2 separate regions of the Homo sapiens genome follow, and region 2 is linked to region 1. Evidence: read pairs that join two places in POLR2A ChIA-PET (ENCODE). Cell type or tissue: CD4-positive, alpha-beta T cell. All regions are shown on one strand. Links, peaks and the distances in the headings refer to the core of each region. The heading gives the core; the rest is flanking DNA. Region 1 overlaps TSHZ2 (teashirt zinc finger homeobox 2). Region 2 overlaps LOC105372666 (a long non-coding RNA gene).

Region 1 (9,475 bases), core at 3,337-7,336:
CCATCTGGTCCAAGTCAGCATAGCCTTTGACTGCATTGATGTAGACGCCTCTTGAGTGGTCGGCCTGCTCGCAACCTGGGTCCCTGATAAATCGCAGGACAGCCAGAGGAGCCTATCAAACCTAAGTCAGATCCTGACTCTGCTCCTGCACCCTCCGAGGCACCCCACCTCGGTGACAGCCCCAGCCCCTTGCTTGCTTATCTTTACCCTCCCTGCTCACCCTCCCCGTCTGCTCCGGCCACCCAGTTTCCCAGCTGCTCCTCCTGTTCCTCCCAGTAGCTCTAGCCCCGGATTTTCAGCTGTGCCTGGCACTGTCTTCCTCCAGAGAGGTGCAGTTTTCTTCCAACCGCTTCACTCCAGACCCAGTATCACTTCCGCAGACGGGTACCTTTCCTGATCGTCTTATCCAAAACAGCCACTTCCTGTCATGCTCTACCCCTGCAAACACCCTCTGCAAACACCAGACCCTGACACATGGGACTGTCTGCTGGCTAGTCCCTGGTCTGTCCTCCGCACTCAATGTAAGCTCCGGGAAGGCAGGCACTTTGTCATTCGGATGCAAGGCTCCAGTTCCAGCGCCTCCTACAGCACCTGGTACACAGCCACAGCCGCCCTCCCAACATCACGCTTGTTCATAAAGGTCCTAAGGCAGGCAGCAGAATCTCCCCCGTGCTCTCCAGGATCCCAAATCTCTTTGTCCTAAGATACATCTTAACAGGCAGCCAGCCAGCTTCCCTTCTTCCTGCTCTCAGGCACTTATCTGGAGGTGACAATTAAAAAGTGAAGAAGGCGTTACCAGGAAACAGCCCGTAGCCTATTCCCATTAGCTTAACAACCCCTAAGCTTCGCCGCCTGGGGCCTGAGGGGATGAGCGCGGGTTCCCCGTGGGGGAGGGACAGAGTTGCCAGGTCCTGGGGGGCTCGGAGCACCACTTGGAGAGCGCGCAGGGAGAGGCTGAACCTCAGGGTCAGAAATGAGGACCCTCCACTCCTTCCCCTCCATCCATGTTCTCAGCAAGCACTGTCTAGAAGATGAATGCACAATATTTACCGCACAAAGGGATATCACTGCTCTTCAGTCGAAGGCACGTGATGTCACGATGCGCAAAATACAAGATTCAGACGAAAATCATCGTCTTTTGGTCATTAATATTTTCTCATTTGAAACATATTCTAAGAACAGCTAGGATTTGCAATTGGTCCAGAGGTCTGCTAAAAGTTTTAGACCTATGAAAGAGATCCTTATACTTGAAAGTAATTAATTAGTATACAAAGCAATATATGAATGAAAGCATTCATTTCTTTACAGTTTCATTTATTCATTCATCAGGAAATATTTGGTTACTGCCTAAACGGTGCCAAGGACTAACTCAGGTGCCTAGATTTCTCTCAGAATTCCTGCAGAAAAGAAAACACAATTAAGTGCAAGAATAAAAAACATTCATTTGTGAGGAAGAACCCATGTAAATACTGGGCCCGCACCAAGAGTTTTATATGTGTCACATAATCTAATTATCACAAGTAAAATGTGAGGTGAGCAAAATTCTTATCCCCATCTGACAGATGAAAACGCTGAGGTGCAATGAGGTGAGGAAACTTGCTTCTGAGTGCACAGCTGGCTGCAGTTGGACCCCAGGTCGGCTTGACTCTTAACAATGCCTTTCCACAGCCTCGCCATGTCATCCATCACAGCACCAATCTCTCTATGAAGGCTGGGAATGTGTTTTTATCTCCAGCTGCCACCTCTATCATCCTAAGCATCCTACTCACCATCACTAGGGGCTGGGTAAGTAGACGGAGAGAGCAAACATGCCCAAGTCCATCATCACTTTTGAAATACAAACAGGACCTATGTTCAACTAATAACCAATCAGATCACATCACCTCCTTAGGCCTTTGGCATTTCCTCCTTCCTCTGCCTGGACTGCTTCTCCCAGCCCTGTGCTTGGCTAGTCTCTCACTTTTTTTTCAGGTCTGATCAAATCACCACTGGAGAAATAGCTCCCCTGACCACTCTATATAACATGGCAACCCTCCATCATACTCTACCTCATGAAGCCAGATTTATTCTTATGAAATGCAATTAGGACTATTCAATATTGTGTTATATATTTATTTGTTTGTTAGCTTTTTAGGCTAGCCCACAAGAATATTAGCTGTGTGAGGGCAGGGGCATCTCTATTCTTGTCTACTGTTATTTTTACAGCACCTAGAACAATACCTGGCACATAATAGATGCACAGCCAATATTTGTTGAACAAATGAATGCATGTACGGACATATGAAAGAACATCCCATAAAGAGACAACTTCAGATGACAGGAGTTGGCCTGAAGATTCTATCTGGAGATGCCGCTAAAGGCAGCATCCTCCGTCTAGGCTCTCAATTAACCCCATAGCTTTAGACATCACAATAGACACAGGGGGAGAATAATAAGACTGAGGGTTCTTCCTTGGGTCCTTCCTGGCAACTCGCTATGACTATTCTAGATAAACGATCATAATAAATTAAATGCATGGACTTTGGAAGCAGGAAGAGCTGAGTTTAAAACTCAGCTTGGCTACCGCACGAACTTGAATGAGTTATCCTGCAACTTACTCAGATTCTCATCAGTAAAACAGGGATTATACTTGAAAGTTATAAGGAACAGGACTTAGCCCAGATGTCCCCTCCTCTGAGAGGTCTCCCCTGACCATCTACATCTCTGTTGTCCCAACTCCTGCTCTCATAATTTTGCTTTTATAAAGCTATTGCCATCATGAAGCTTTTTTTCTATACTGAAATTATCTTTTCCTTTATAAATTTCTTTGTATATTCTCTAGCTTCCCCCAATTGGAGGGCAAGATCCCCAGGGATCATCCCCATCCTATTCACCTCCAGGTCCAGGTAGTAGAACAGCATCTGACACATAGTAGGAACTCAAGAAATAACTGCCGTGTAAACGAATAAATGTAAACATATAAAGCACGTGGTATGTAAAAAGCACTTGTTTAGTGGCAGATATCATTGTTACCATTGTTACCGTTGTTGGTGGTGCTATAAATTCTATTTCTTGGGAAAGAAACTCTTTTTTGAGCGGGTGCTGGACTCCAAACAGCCCAGAATGAGTCTGCCTCAGGAGAAGAGGCTAAAACACTGCTTAGCCATTGTGTTTCCAGGCTTACAAATCAAAATCCATCCATATCTGGTTTCTTTCAAGCCCTGGACCCCTTGTTCTGTGATAACTGGTAAGTTGCTTGTTTCCCAGTTAATATAAATTTTCCATAGTCTGGTTATTCAGGGTAAAGACACACTATTCCCTCGTATCCCTGTGGTGCCTAACAGTTTCAGCACACTTTCTCAGCCCTCCTCTGACACAATCCTTTCCACACACCTGGAACATATGATTGCCCCCATTTTATAGATTAGAAAGTGGAGGGCAGAGATTTGAGCAGCCTGCCCAAGTTTACGCGGCCGAATAAGAATTAGACCTAGAGACTTGAACTTCAATCAGTCTGACTCCAAAAACTCACATTCTTACCCGGAGAGTAAGGTTTATCTCTAGAGCTTGCCCGGGGCTAAATAACTAGCGTGGGGCAAGGCTGCAACCAGAACCCAAGTCACTTGCCCTTACTCCGCTGTTCCATCCACAGTCTCAAATCTAATCCCAAGGGGGAAAACAAGAAGAAGCACTCAGCAGTGTACCCAACTTTCTAATAAAGGAAAATAGCCAAAGGCAATTCTGATATAAAACGCATTTATGGCTTTTCATTTTGGCATTTCTTCTGTACCAAATGGCACCGTGCACATAGAATAGATTTGACTCTTCTCTACAGCATCATCTTGGCCCAGAAGCTATTCATATCTCTCTGGGGTATAAAAGAGAGGCTCCTAAATACATAAAAAAAATTCCAAGGATCTGATAAATTGAAGTGATTTAAAGTAAGCCCTGTGCAGTTTATATAGAGATATTTATATGCCACTGCTCTCACTTACACAAGCCATTTTTCCCCTATAGAAGACCTTGACCCTCTGTCTCATTTTTGTATCTCCCATGTCACAAGGTTTCATGGGTTTTTCATGATCCAGTAAAGCATTACGGAAGTTTCTTTCAAATTCATTACAAATAGAATGGCTGCTGCCAACTCTGTTTTTATCTCATTCTGCCCTTCGTAACTATTTTCATTAAAAGCAATAACTGTATTCTACCCACCTTAATATCTAAACTATATAATTTCCATAGAAATGGCTTAGATGTGGCTTTAAGAAGAAAGCTCAGGGGTGATTTTAGAGTATTCCTTCAGTTCTGAAAGCACTCAAGTAATTAAGACCAGTGATCTTAATTTTTATACTAACAGAAACTGCAGAATGCTGGCCTTTTTTTTTTTTTCTTCAAACCCACCTTAGTGTCTAGCAGTGTTGTGGAAACATGAGGCCTTTCCTTAATCATAAATGGACACTACAGCTTTTCAATTAAATTAGTCTTTGGAGAGAGATGCAAAAGAGCTAAAAAGCTCCTTAAAAAAATCTTCCCTGCTTCACCGCTTCTCATTTGCCAAGAAGAGATGTTTAGCTAAAACGCAATGCTGTTGTCTTCTTATCCTGCCGCAACAAAGTTCTCTTGATCTTGAACCCTGAGCTAGCTATCTTACGAAGATCCTTGAGGTTTTTCTTTTGGTTTGCATGCCCACATTTGGTTTTCTGAAACAATTTTTTAAAAAGTGTTGTGTAATATAGTGTCTTACATCTGTGTGTCCAGAGAGAGTTTCATTAGTCCCTGCTTCAGGCTGGGGTAGCAGGTAGGAGGATATTGAAATTGTTTTTTAAATGACACAGGTAGAAAGAGAGCTCTCATTTAGATGAGCAGAATTCAAGACAAATGCTTTCAAATATGATCCAGGTATTTCTTCCCCCCATGTAATTTCTCTAAGCTCATTATCTCTAAAACTTTTGCATTGTGCGTTTTCCTGTTGTTATGCATAGCTAAATAATACTGATATATTAATAATCGGATTATCTTGCTGTGCCTCCTGAATTTTAATTTCTAAAATTGTAAATAATTTTAGCATGACTTTAGCATCCCAGAATATTTGAGGGTGCCCAGAGGATGTCTTTTTCTACAGGGGAAACGTAAAAAATTGAGGGAGGCAACAACTGAAAATTCCAAATGGCCATTTTAATGACTTTCAAATGCCTCCAAATTATTGAATCATTTCATTCATGGAGTTTGCTTTGGAAACAAATATATCAGCAATTCCCACTCGCATCTCAGATTTCTCTTCTGTGTCTCTGTGTATGTATATAATGTCTTTGAACGGACCTCAGTCTGATACCCTTGGACAAAATAATTTCTCGGACAAAATGAGCAATATGGATACGGCCACACTGCTGGAGACGCTCCCCATTCATGTGCAAGTTAAAGTTGAAACTATGTGTTTGCAGAGGTGCTTTCTCATTAGTTTGCAGACCTAGACTAGCAGTGAACCGTTGGGCTCTGAAGTCTCTAATTTTTATTACAATGTCTTAAAATCTGATGTATCTTGAAATCCACTTTAAATGCTATCTCTAAACGTTCTTCTCAGAAAAAGTTCCCAAAACAAGTGAATGAAAGGTCAGTAGGAGGAAAAAAAAAAGAAATTATAAATCCAGTGAAAATAGTGTTACATGTTAGAGGCATGTAAATAGATGGTGTTTTTTTCTTACTGTAATATTCAGGTAAGCAAGCAAGTACTCTCCACTTTCTTATGTGGTTAGAATGACTAACTTCCTCCTATAATCGAAGAGCTGCTTGCCAAAGATCACCCTAAGGAATGTGAGAATTTCTAACTTTAAATAGAACTTGTAAAACTTAAAAAAAAAATTAAAAATACCAATTGTTACAAATTACTGAAAAATGAATGTAAAAACCTATTCTGGGGTAAGCAGACTCTATAAAGATAGAAGGATAAGCTCTCCCTGATTACAGACTACAGTAAAAGATAGTCTGTATTTATCACAACATTAGAAAATTAAAATAAATTTCTCTCAAAGAAATAAAAATATAAAAGCGTTCTCAACTTGTGAAGCAATAAAATTATTTGTGCGCCAGGCTTCTTTTAATACCACTGTGATTTTTTTAATAAAAGTCGTTCAGTTTGATTGTAATTAAATATGTAATGAAAAACCACTGCTTCAGGGAAGCGATGCAAGACACTATTTAACTGTTAGTTAAATGTATTTCCAACTGACTTTGCATCAAACGAAAATGATACTCCGTGTATGCCTGGTCTTAATATAGAATTTGTTCGGCAATTTCTGTGTTTTTTTAAAGGGGACCTAGGTAGAAGCAGGCATTGCCTTCGAAATAGTGGCTGAGTCTTCCCAGACCATGACATTCCCAAATAAAATTGATAGTATAAATACAGTGATGGAAGGGAAGGTCGACTTTGGACATTTACCTCGTGTCAGCTAATTACAGGCATAGCACAAACGTGACCAGGGCCTAGGTTTTCTTCTTGGTTGACTTGATAAGCTCAGCTGCAGTGATGAACAGTGAGGCATCATTTCAATGGCTTTAAAAAATGCCAGGCTCAGTCTGTGCCCCCACCCCCATGACCAAAACCCATTCAATGGACAGCACAATTCCCAAGGCCCTGGGAAAAGAAACAGATCAACTCAGGTATTATCCTTTGGAGAAATTCCGTCAAATGAATGAGAAATCAGCTGGGATGAAATGAAAGCATAAACGTCCGTTGGAGACTATGACAAAAGTCAAGCTGCTTCAGGGACCGACCTCCTAAAAATACTTGGGAGGTATTTCTTGGGTGTTAAGCATTCCCAAAGTGTAGCAGTAGAATGGGCAACTGGGAGATAAAGAAATGTAAAGTGGAAGAAAAAAATGTAGACTGTTTCTGAGGAATGTTTCTCCCCTCCCCAAAAGTAATCTTCAGCATCCAAACTCTTAAGCCTCAGAGAAGATTTTCATTGTCAAGAAGTTTCCCGGAGCCCCTGCTCCCTTACAGAGTTTCCACTAAACTCTCTGTCACTTGTAATCTGCTGATTAGGGTTAACGTATTGTGTCCTGATATGGCAGATTAAAAATGAAATCAATAAATGCCTAAAACAAATGGGCTTTTGAGATGTCCTATTCAGTCTGAGTCTTTAAGGGTGAGGTGAGAGGTGGAAGAAGGAAATCAAGACGGGGGTGGGAAAAGGACCACTTAAGCAATCAATTTCCGTCCAAAATGTTGTGTGGACCAAGCGATTTCAAGGAATCTATCCTTCCTTTTTCAGATATCTGCCTTAAGTAACAAGAATGGCCAAAAGAGTTTGTGCTGCTAAGACCCTTTGGACTTTATTGTGTCCATGCGTGTGTGTGTGTGTGTGTGTGTGTGTGTGTGTGTGTGTGTGTGTGTGTATTTTTCCATTCATTTGTTAAAAACATACTTTTGGGCAAGTGAAGGAATCCATCGCGTGAGATATTTAAATATTCAAGATGTGAACTTGTCTTTCTGAAGGATGTTTAAACAAAGTGAGGGAGGAAGGGTCCCAAATCTACCCGATTCCTAGTCTCTTGAAAGCTGTCCCACTTGACAGTAAATTAAAGGTAAACTTCGCCCTGAGCTGCCTGCCCCCTCCCTCCATCCTGTTGGTTGAGATTTCTGGGACCTCACCGGTTAATTCAGAGTCATCACTATCAAGAGGTGGAAAAGAGATCTCTGAGGTCATTTCTGCTCTGTTGCAGTGTTCAGAGTTGTCCCTGTTGACTATGTTTCCCATGTAAATAACCTGTGTTATTAAGGTGCAAATTGCAACTTTTAAGTAATGATTGCTAATAGTCTAATGTTTACTGCCACACAAGGACATTCATGAAAACAAAATCTGCATTATTCATCTCCATATTAAATAAACAAAATAAATTGAGGGAGCTGTTCTTTCTTGCAAGACTCTTCAGATCTGGGTGATCAGAAAGCCTTTAAGAGTCAGCAAGAGGGAAACATCTAATTGCTTTGGGTGGGCAGGGGCAGAATCCTATAACTTACATATATAAAAGATATATTCACAAGATGTGCTCACAAAAGATTGTGTGTTCTATTGCAATTGGCTGTCATTAATATAAAAGCAGTTCAGTATGGTGAAATAAAATACGTATTATTTATGTGCGCGCACAGAGGCTGAGATAGGCTGTAGAAAATCAAGAGTTAGATTCTAAGTCTACAATTTTAAATTTTTAACCACTCTGCATCCTGCAAAATGCAAACAAATCAAAACACCGTTCTGTTTTACTTTCCTGCCATTTTCTCTATCTCCCTTGAAATGCATAGAAGGGGAAAATGCTGGTACTGAATCCTGCAATATTTTCAGGTAATAGTGGATGTATTTTAATGGTGAGTGAAATATACATCCAAGGAAGCAAGCATGCACACACAACACAAACCCCTGGGGTACTGTAGGCTGCTTTCTCAACTTTTTTTTTCTTGCCCTAAGTAATAGTATGGTGGAATAGCATAGCTTAAGAAAGCCAGGAAGAATGACATTTCAGAGGGAAATACTCTGATTTAGCTGTTTCCTTAAAGAGAATTGTCCCCTCACATCCCTTCCCCCTGAAGGGGGAGGAACATAACAAATAAAGACTAAAATTCCTCATCACTTACAATATCATCTTGTTTATTCTGTTTAGATACCTGCTTTAGTAGAAAGTTCTGTAATTGATTCCTTGAAACATGGAACTTATAACTAATAATACAAAGGAATCAAATTGCCTGGAACAGTTCTTGGGAAAAAGAGCGCTCCGGGAGAGCCTCAGCTCGGATCCACTCACAGGCTTTTTCTATCTCCCATTATTCATTAATCAAGCTAGAAATCAAGCTTTCAACATCAGTCCTTGGGTGTAATTACTTACAGTTGTGCATTGTGTTTAATTTTAAGCAGTGATAAAAGTTAGTATGGCCATAATCTTAGAACCCACCTTCTCCCCTTCCCTGGATGTTAACTGACTACAGAACCCCAAAGTGGCTAACTTTACTTGTGAATAACCACTTCAGCTGAAATAGAGTAGGGCATTGATGACCTTAGATGAACAGAAGAAACACTGCATGAAAAACTGTCTCCTCTATTAATATGTGAGCAAATAAATAAGGTAAGAGGGCCCTCACTGTGTACGAAATGAATCATCCTTTTTCAGCTTAAAAAGGGTTTCCGCTTCTGGTGAAAATAATAAGAATCATACAAAACAAACATACAAAGACAGTAGGAATATAATAGGCCAGAAAACTGAAACTATAGTTACAAGTTTCTAACACACACACACACACACCCCCACACACCCACACACACCAATAAACTAGCCAGCACCAACAGACACAGCTTAATGAAAAGGACCTGATTTAAATAATGTGATACAGTGTTATGTTACGTACACCTGGATCCTTATCGATCGTAGGATAATTATAATCAAAGTCGAGCAATTCTGAGCAATGCACTTTTTGTAATGAGCTTACTAAAGGAGACATGTCCAG
Region 2 (9,475 bases), core at 2,896-6,895, 600 kb after region 1:
CCTAAAAGCAAATAGAAAGAATTATCAGGAGTGGGTTCATGTTGAATCAAATAATGTCAAGCAGCTTAAAAGAAAAGTTTTGTTACAGCTCTCTTCCATACCCCTGCTACCCTCTTATTTTAAAATAAATTTTGTCCCAATTATTCTAATTATATGAAGTTATTTTAGGACTCTGTATGCATACTTGTATTAGTCTGTTCTTGCACTGCTATAAAGAAACACCTGAAACTGGATAATTTATAAGGAAAAGAGGTTTAATTGGCTCACAGTTTTGTAGGCTATGTATAGGAAGCATGGCTGGGGAGGTCTCAGGAAACTTACAATCATGGCAGAAGACAAAGGGGAATCAGGCACATCTTACATGGCCAGAGCAGAAGGAAGAGAGAGTAGGGGAAGGTGCCACACGCTTTCAACAAGCAGATCTCGTGAGAACTCACTGTCATGGTAACAGCAAGGGGGAAATCCACCCCCATGATCCAATCACCTTTCACCAGGCCCCTCCTCCAACACTGGGGATGGCAAGTCAACATGAGCTTTGGGAGGGGATACAACTCCAAACCATATCAATACTCCTGTGTGCAATGCCTGACACGTGGTGAGTCCTCAATAAATACTGGTTGGAAGAATGAATAAATGCTACAGCACAGATGAGGACGAGGGTCTTCTAAACCCTTTGATGGTAATTTCTGGACACAAGTTTGAATCCATCTAAATAGACTATTGGTCCTGCTGTTTAGCTACTTTTAGAAATGCCTCAATATTAACTACTTTGAAAAGAAAAATCATTATTTGTAGCAGATGCTCTCTAAACTTTAATTGGTTTAACACCTATAATCCCATGCAGCAAGTTAATTTACTTAGCTACTTGGGGGCACATTTTGCAATTAATATTTTCCCGTGAGTTCACTGTGATGCTCATTGCTTAAACCCAAATGATTCACAAAAGCATCATTGAGATTTTTTACAACTGCTGCACTGGGTGACAGTAACACCTGTGGTGAAAATTTTTCAAGATAAATTACCTGGGCCCAGCTCTATAATATGGGAATTTCAGGAGTTAATTGATCAATCATTTATTTGTAGAGATGGTGCCAGAAATTATGATGAGGGGGGTTCTGTCTTTGCTTATAGATTCTAAGGCCCATATTTATAAAATAGTGAGATAGTCAGACAGAATAAGCTCTGAAAATACATAAACATGATGCAAAATGTATCCCTGCTTACCTAGCAAAACATATGAATCCAGTCGTCACAAAACATACAAAACTTTCACAGCAGAATCTCCTCAGAAGATGTACTCACTGTCTAATTATCTATGACCCAGCTCTCATCCCAAGCCTATTGAGAGATATTCATTATATAAACCTTACAATAGCAGATATAAATGTAATTTTCTTTATTTTCTTATATTGAACTTAACCAAGAGCAATAAGAGAAAAACCTAATCTAGTTGTTTGTGGTAACCAGCTGCCATGATGGCCTCAGTGATCTTTGCCTTCTTGTATTCCTAGCTTAGGTAGTCCCCTCTCATACTGAATAGGGCTGACCTGTGTGACCTAGAACAGTGTTCCCAACCTTTTTGGCACCAGGGACCAGTTTTACGGAAGACAATTTTTCCACGGACCAGGGGATGGAGGAGGTGATGATTTCAGGATGATGCAAGCACATTACATTTATTGTGCACTTTATTTCTATTATTATTACATTGTAACATATAATAAAATAATTATACAACTCACCATATTGTGGAATCAGTGGGAGCCCTGTGCTTGTTTTCCTCCAACTAGATAGTCCCATCTGAGGGTGATGGGAGACAGTGACAGATCATCAGGCATTAGATTCTCATGAGGAGCACGCAACCTAGATCCCTAACATGTGCCGTTCACGTGAGTGATGGGGAGTGGCTGTAAGTACAGATGAAGCTTCTCTCTCTCATCCACTACTCACCTCCTGCTCTGCAGCCCAGTTCCCAACAGGCCACGGGGCCAGTATCAGTCTGTGGCCCAGGGGTTGGGGACCCCTGACCTAGAAGATATTGTTGAAATGAAGGTGTGTGACTTCTGAGACTAGGTCCTAAGATGCTTGCAATTTCTGCTTTGTCTGTCCTGGAAGCCAGGTACCATGTTATGTGGACACTCAAGTAGCATATGGCTTGATGGGGGGAGTTGGGGAGTCCACATTCAAGGAACTGAGAGATTGCACCACAGCCACATGAGTGAGCCATCATGGAAGCAGGTCCTCTGTCCCCACGTCCCTGTCACACTGGCAGATGACTACAGCCCTGGCCAGCATTTTTACTACAACCTCATGAGAATCACTAAGCCAGAACCATTCCACTGAGCCACTACTCAATTCCTGATTCTCAGAAACTGAGTGATAATAAATATTTTTTGTTTCAAGCTGCTAACTTTGGAAGTAATTTGTAAATAACCAACAGATTCCTTCTAAGAAAACGCATTTAAATTAGTGACTAATCTGCCATTTTAGTGTTGAACCTCGGTTACTTCCGAATTCTCTACTTTTTCTCCTTTCTCTCTAGGGGAGAGGAGGAATCTAAGTTCCAGGGACTTTATTTACTCTCCTACTATTGAGAAAGGGTCTCCTGGCCATTCATTTCTGTATCAATTAGGATGCTTTGGGCTGTAAATAACAGAATGGCAGAATCAAAATCATTCACACAAAATGCATTTTTATCTCATAACAGTAAGTTTCGACGTAAGTACTTCCAAAGCCAGGTAATTCAGTGGCTCAACCACCTCAGGGCTTTTGTTGGTTTCTATTCTCTTGGTTTCTCCTTTATGGTTCCTTTTCCTGTGGATCATCTGTTATTATCCTTTAACTGTTTTTCTTTTTAGATTTTTGGTCATTTTCTTATCAAATTCTAGGAGGTCTTTGTATAGTAAAAGGTTAACTTCTTGTCTGTGACATAAGTTGCACTATTACCCAGTTTATCATTTGACATTTTGCTTTGCTTTTGGTATTTTTGATCACACATATTTTTAATAATATGCTTGAATTTATTGGGGTTGTTTTACGGTTTCTAGATTTTGAGTCACATGGAAAATGTCAGCTCTCAGGCCAAGGTTACCCAGAAATGATCTCTTGGTTTCTTCTAGTGCTTTTATGGCCTTATTTTTTTAACATTGAAAAGTTAATTCAGTTTTTTGTTTTGTTTTGTTTTGTTGTGTGTGTGTGTGTGTGTGTGTGTGTGTGTGTGTGTTTGTGTGTTTGAGACAGAGTCTCGCTCTGTCCCCAGGCTGGAGTGCAGTGGCGCGATCTCACCTCACTGTGACTTCTGCCTCCCACGATCAAGCAATTCTCCCTGCCTCAGCTTCTCGAGTAGCTGGGATTACAGGTGCCCACCATCACACCCGGCTAACTTTTGTATTTTTTAGTACAGACGGTGTTTCACCATGTTGGTCAGGCTGGTCTCGAACTCCTGACCTCAGGTTATCCGCCTGCCTTGGCCTCCCAAAGTGCTGGGATTACAGGCATGAGCCACCGCACCTGGCCATTAATTCAATTTTGATTCATTCCTTCACTCATTCGTTCATTCCTTTGTAATTTCATTACCCAATCATTTGTAATTTCATTATTCATTCATTCATTTGTAATTTCTCTTGGTATACAGATTTGAGGTATGGAGGCCACTAAATTTTTCCTTCAGAGCCTCCACACAGCTTATGGCGCAGTTCACACTTCCCAGCATTTTGACATCACACACCACTAGCTCATAATCACCACCCCATTTTCTCTGTGGCAACCTGAGAGGCTAAATGCGGAAGAGTAGTTACAGACAGCCTCCAAACCCACTAGGACAATTCGATGAAACTGCATCATATGCTTCAGAACAGGAGCCAGCATACCGTGGCAGGTGAAGCCAGATCCGGCCTGCCACTTGTTTTATGAATAAAGTTCTATTGGAACACAGCCGCACCGACTCATTTATGTATTGTCTGTGGCTTCTTTTGTACTGCAATGGTAAAATTAAACAGTTGCAACAGAAACATACAGGTTTCAAAGCCTCAAACATTCAGTATTTATATTCAGAAAGTTTCCCAACTCTTGCTTAGAGTTTACAGAACACTTGAGCTTACATTAACTGTAAAAGCCACAGCAGCCTCATGAGAAGGTATCCTCCCCGTTTCACCTGTAAAGAATACGAGACTGGGCCGGGCACAGTGGCTCCCAACACTTTGGGAGGCCGAGGCAGGTGGATCACCTCAGGTCAGGAGTTTGAGACCAGCCTGAGCAACATGGTGAAACCCCTGTCTCTACTAAAAATACAAAAAATAAAAAAATTAGCTGGGCATGGTGGTGGATACCTGTAATCCCAGCTACTCAGGGAGCTGAGGCAAGAGAATTACTTGAACCTGGGAGGCAGAGGTTGCAGTGAGCCAAGATCATGCCATTGCACTCCAGCCTGGGCAACAAAGTGAGACTCCATCTCAAAAAAAAAAAAAAAAAAAAAGAAGAAGAAGAAGAAGAAGAAGAAGAAGAAGAAGAATATGAGACTCGCAGAAATTAAGTAGGTCATGAGGGGGCAGACCCAGGAAACAACCCAAGTCCTATCACTTAAATTCCACAAACGCTTCTTCTATCATTTATTCTGTACAGGTAATTAATGGTTTTCAAAGTCTTTTCACACACCTTAATTCTCTTGACATTTCTAATAATCCCATGAATAAAGTCAACTGAGTTACAGAGAGGGTAAGTAAAGTCTCTAAATGCTCACAGCTTTTAAGTGGTAGAGCTGGCATCAGAAACCAGGTCTCCAGCAAAAATATGTTTTAAATCTCCTGTTCTTTCTACATCTCATTGCCAGTATCTTAATGCAAATTCTAGTCCAGTCCAGCTCAGAATGCTCTCAGCACCTCAGCTATTCTCTAGTTAAAGTTAATATAGAGATCTTTTTTTTTAATTCTGACTATTTGTCAAAAGAAAACAAAATTAAGCTGAGAAAAGGAAGGAAATAGTAGGAGGGAAAGGGAGAGCCTGAAAGCAGAATTTTAAATATGATTAGAGGAAATATATATACCTTCTCTTCAAAGCAAGTAAGAAGGAAGGATTGGAAAAGTGGCACTGAATTTCTTCTGTCCTGGGACGCCCACCAGCACAGATGTAAAATCCTTCCCCAGCTACTTCCAGCCAAATTAAGAAAGAGTGCTGCGCCGTTGTTTGCTAACTTTCTCAAGGCAATGTTTGTCTTTTGCAAGAACCAGGAGGGTTCACACTGGGACCAGAAAGAGGGATATTAAGCGCATTTTTTAAAGCTATCTTTTTAATAAACTGTATCCATAATATCTAAGCAATTCACACTATTCCCCCACAGACTCTATGTTTCCACCCCACTGGCCCAATGGCTCAATAAAGTCACATCTTTCTGTTATTAATAAGGCAGTTCACCTCAGGTACTTCTTTAATTTCCTGTGTTTTTTTTCTCCAACGCAAAGTTAATTTACTTTATCCCTTATCCCAAGAATGATAACAGGGTTTCTATAAAAGTGAACATTCATGATCAAAGGGAAGCTTGTATTATAAACAAATTATTACAACTGGGCTCCCTTTGAAATATTTTAACTTAATTAAGCTCAAACACTTTTGGCAAAGGTTTAAAAACTTGGGAGTAATTGAAGAGCCATTTCAGTTTGGCTGGATTTTTCTTTTAACGTTGGAGTAGAGGGAGGGTAGTTTACATGGTTATAGCCTACAATGTTGCGCTGATATTGTTCTGTAGTTGCTACCTTTTTAAAACAAAAGATATTAAACAAAATTGAATTTGGGGATGATGGAATTGTTACATAGCTTGATGACAGTGGTAGTCTATATGACTGTGTACATTTGTCAAAACACATAGAACTGTACACTTTTAAAAGAGTTGAATTTTACTGTGTGTAAATCATACCTCTATAAAGCTGACTTTAAAAATTTGAATTTGGACTACTCAGCTGAGTTGAAAATATTCTCAAGACAGTTTTTGCAGTATTGTCTATAGTGGCCAAAACAAAGAAAAAAATAACTGGAATAATGAGAAAGAAAAAAATAACTAAAAAAAAAAAAAAAAAAAAAGCTGATCAGTAAGGAATTTGACTGATTTTTTAAATGACTAAAATCTATATCTATATTGACCTGGAAGACTCTGTAAAATACTATTAAATGGGGTGGGGGGGCCGTGGGGGAAAGCAAGTTGCAGAATAATGTGTTGGTAAGTGATAATACCAAAAACCAAAGAAGTGGTACAATCTCATTTAATAAATCAACAGAAAAAAATCTTGGTAAGATTAAAAGTAACTAATATTTATTGACTACTACAATGTACCATGCATGATTTTAAGCAATTAACAAGTATTGCCCTATGAAGTAGGTACTACAGAGCCATCTGAGTCTTGGGGCCAGATATGTTTTGTAAGTCAGATGCTTTGAATTTTAGAAAGTAATATAGTGCTGTATTAGTTACCTATTGCTGTAAAACAAAATGCCCAAAACTTAGCAGCTTAAAATAACGACAAAAAAAATGTATTATCTCACAGTTCCTAAGGGTCAGGAATCCGGGCAAGGCTTAGCAGCTTAGCTAGGTGGCTCCATCTCAAGAGTTCTTGACCTTGGTTACAGTCAGGATGCCACCCAGGGCTGTGGTCTCATCTGAAGGCTTGACTGGGGCTGGGAGCATCTGCTTTCAATCTCACTGAGCTGTAGCTCACCTTAATTCTTCACCACTTGAACTTTTCTACAGAGTTACCTCAGAATATGGCAGCCGACTTCCCCCAGGGCAAGCAATTCAAGAGAGGATGACAGAAGGCATCCAAGATGAAAATTACATCCCATCTAATCTAATCTTCAAAGTGCCATTCCATCACTTCTGCCATATTCTGTTCATTGGGAGAAAGCCAACAAGTCCAGCCCACATTCACAGGGAGAGTTATGTACAAGGGCATAAATACCAGGAAGAGGGGATCATCGGGGGTCATCTTGGAGGCTGCTTACCCCAGAAGCACTTACCATGGATTATCTAATCCTGCCGAGTGGGGTCTGGGATGGCAAAAACATTACTATTTCTGCATTAAAAGATCTGAACATTCTCACTAGCTGCCATAAATAATGACTATAAATAGCCTTATGTCAGTTTAGGCAGGTTCTGCTTCCAAATGAGTTATAAAAAAACTTTTGATTTTCAGAGATTTTTAGGTTTCAAAAGTATGAAAAAAGATTGGAGATCTGTATTATTATCCCTCACTCTACAGATAACAGGTGCCAGGGCACAGGGAGGTTAAATGTGTGTATATATGCTGTGTGTCTTTGTATGGGCACAGGCAACAATAGAGACCCACATACATCAAGCTCTTAACACTGGTGTTCCCATATCATTAGAAGTGGAAGGATAGAGGTTTCTATACATGTCTTCATGAAATATTACAAAATCATGCAGTAGTCCTCTTTGTAATTTTTAAATTAATAAAATACATTAATATTGAAGGGTTAAGAGGTATTTCTGCCATAAGACAAGCAGTTTACATTTATGTTACAAGAGCCAAAGACTGCACACAGAGTAATGTTCGCTTCTAACATGCAGGATTGTTTGAACCTTGCATATCATAAAATGGAAGAAAAGAGTAAGAATAACAAAAAAAAATAAGAGAAACAAAAGTGTGGTAAATTAGAGGCATTTCCTCAGCTTACATATGGTTGGGAGTAGTCAAGACAGGACAGAAATGAGCCTGCTGTTTTATAAAACACCAAAGAATGTGTTGGGGTGTAGTGGAGGAAGAATTCTGATTTGATATGATTTTCGTGTGAGTTAATGAAAAACACTGCATCATTTAAAGGTTGGCCAGCCTTAATTAGAACACAAATAGTGGTTAAACTGAAACTTTATTTCTGCCTTTTAAGCTATTCTCTCTCTTCTGGTTTGCACTGATTCTTAATCGGAATTTTGAATATGTATTAAATATTATAGGAAGGAGGGAGTTAGTCCTTTATTTCAGATTTTACTTTTTTATGATCTGTTTAAACAGATAAAAACTGACTTTAATAACTGCAAGCGATATTAGCTACAGTGAATGGCCCTACTTCTGATTCTGTATATGTTTAACAAATTAAGCATTTCGCCTTTATGATTAAAGGTAAAGTGCTTAGCCAGGCACGCGGAGAAATTCATACAATCTCCTTTAAGGGACACTGATAAGCCAAATGTCATTGGCTTCTATTGTAATACTGGAACTTTAATGTAACACCTCAATTCCAAATACATTCCCTTCAGATGGTGAAGTGGCTTTGAGACTGTGACATGGCAGACATCTTTTTTCAAAGCACATTTTCTTTTCAGGGCCCGGATAGAAAAGGAAATTTGCAGGAATGCCAACAGGGCAGCCAAGGCTGTCTTGTCATGCCTCAGCCTGCCACGAGGTGGCGATAAGCCCCAATGGCAATTACATATTTTTTATTAATAAGCCAAATGGGCATTCTCTTAAATTTGTGATATGACTATTGTAGGCCTCAAGGAACTCATTCATTCTACCACCCAAGAACCACCTTTTTCCCCAAGAGAAAAGTATGCCTGAGTGGATTTGCTTTAGCAATGTATTTTTAAGGTATAATGAAGGATGATACTAATAATAAGAGCCAACAGTTTATGCACTTGAGATGGTATGGTGTGGGTGTAAAGATCAACCACCCAACTAGGTTCAACTCCCAACTCTGCTACTTAATGGCTGTGGTGTCTTGGGCAAATTATTTGTCCTCTCTGTGTCTTAGTTTCCTCATGTATAAAACATACAATAACAGAACCTAACTCAGAAGGTTGATGGAAGGCAGTAAAGTCCTTGGAATACCGCATGGCACATAGCAAACATTTCTTAAGAGGTAACTATCATCCCTATGTGCACCCTGAGAATGGATCCTTTTCTAGCTATTACAGTGAATCCTGCCAACAACCCTGAGAGTAAGGACCAGCATTAGACCCATTTAACAGATGAGGAAACCAAAGCTAAATAAGTGAAATGAATTACCCAGGGTCCGAGTCTATGGTAGAGCTAAGACGTGAAATCATATCTACCCAACTCTAAATCATGTTCTTAACCACTATAATATATCATACAGGCCCAATATTACAAGCAATAAAAATCAAGAACTGCAGAATTCAAACTGAGAGAATAGCAATCGCACTCCTCTCCTCCCTCCAATAAAATGGGTCTTCGTCTCTCAAACATAATTCTATTTCCCTTCCTTTACATGGTTTAGCTCCCCTAAATTAAATTTTTGCCCTAACATGTATTCCTGAAACCCACAGGAGGTTATCTATAACCTACAATAACCTAAATCTTTAAAAATTTCTGAGATACAGTTTTGAGATGAATTTAAGAATCTCCCATTAAAACAAGGTTAGATTATTTAAAAGCCAAGAAAAGACGATTCCACAATTCTGCACAAGATAAAAATAGAATTCCAAGTCCTCTACCCAAAAAAACTGCACCGCCTT

Evidence for each region. Peaks named below come from ENCODE experiments on the same cell type or tissue, not always from the same donor. Only the 100,000 strongest peaks of a DNase experiment are listed, where the experiment ranks them.
Region 2: POLR2A ChIA-PET joins it to region 1 with 9 read pairs; 2 of 35 experiments call an interaction of 5 or more read pairs at or near these places.

The regions. Positions count from the first base shown.
Region 1 is chr20:52,975,321-52,984,795 of GRCh38, reverse strand. The region is part of intron 1 of TSHZ2 (teashirt zinc finger homeobox 2); the gene reads right to left. Among named protein-coding and RNA genes, the nearest start is that of TSHZ2, 7.7 kb to the right of the region's middle. In CD4-positive, alpha-beta T cell, for the core only: no CTCF peak of the experiment used is centred there; no DNase peak of the experiment used is centred there; H3K4me3 peaks cover 1,493 bases; H3K27ac peaks cover 983 bases.
Region 2 is chr20:52,378,844-52,388,318 of GRCh38, reverse strand. All of the region lies in intron 4 of LOC105372666 (a long non-coding RNA gene), which reads right to left. Among named protein-coding and RNA genes, the nearest start is that of ZFP64, 190 kb to the right of the region's middle. In CD4-positive, alpha-beta T cell, for the core only: no CTCF peak of the experiment used is centred there; no DNase peak of the experiment used is centred there.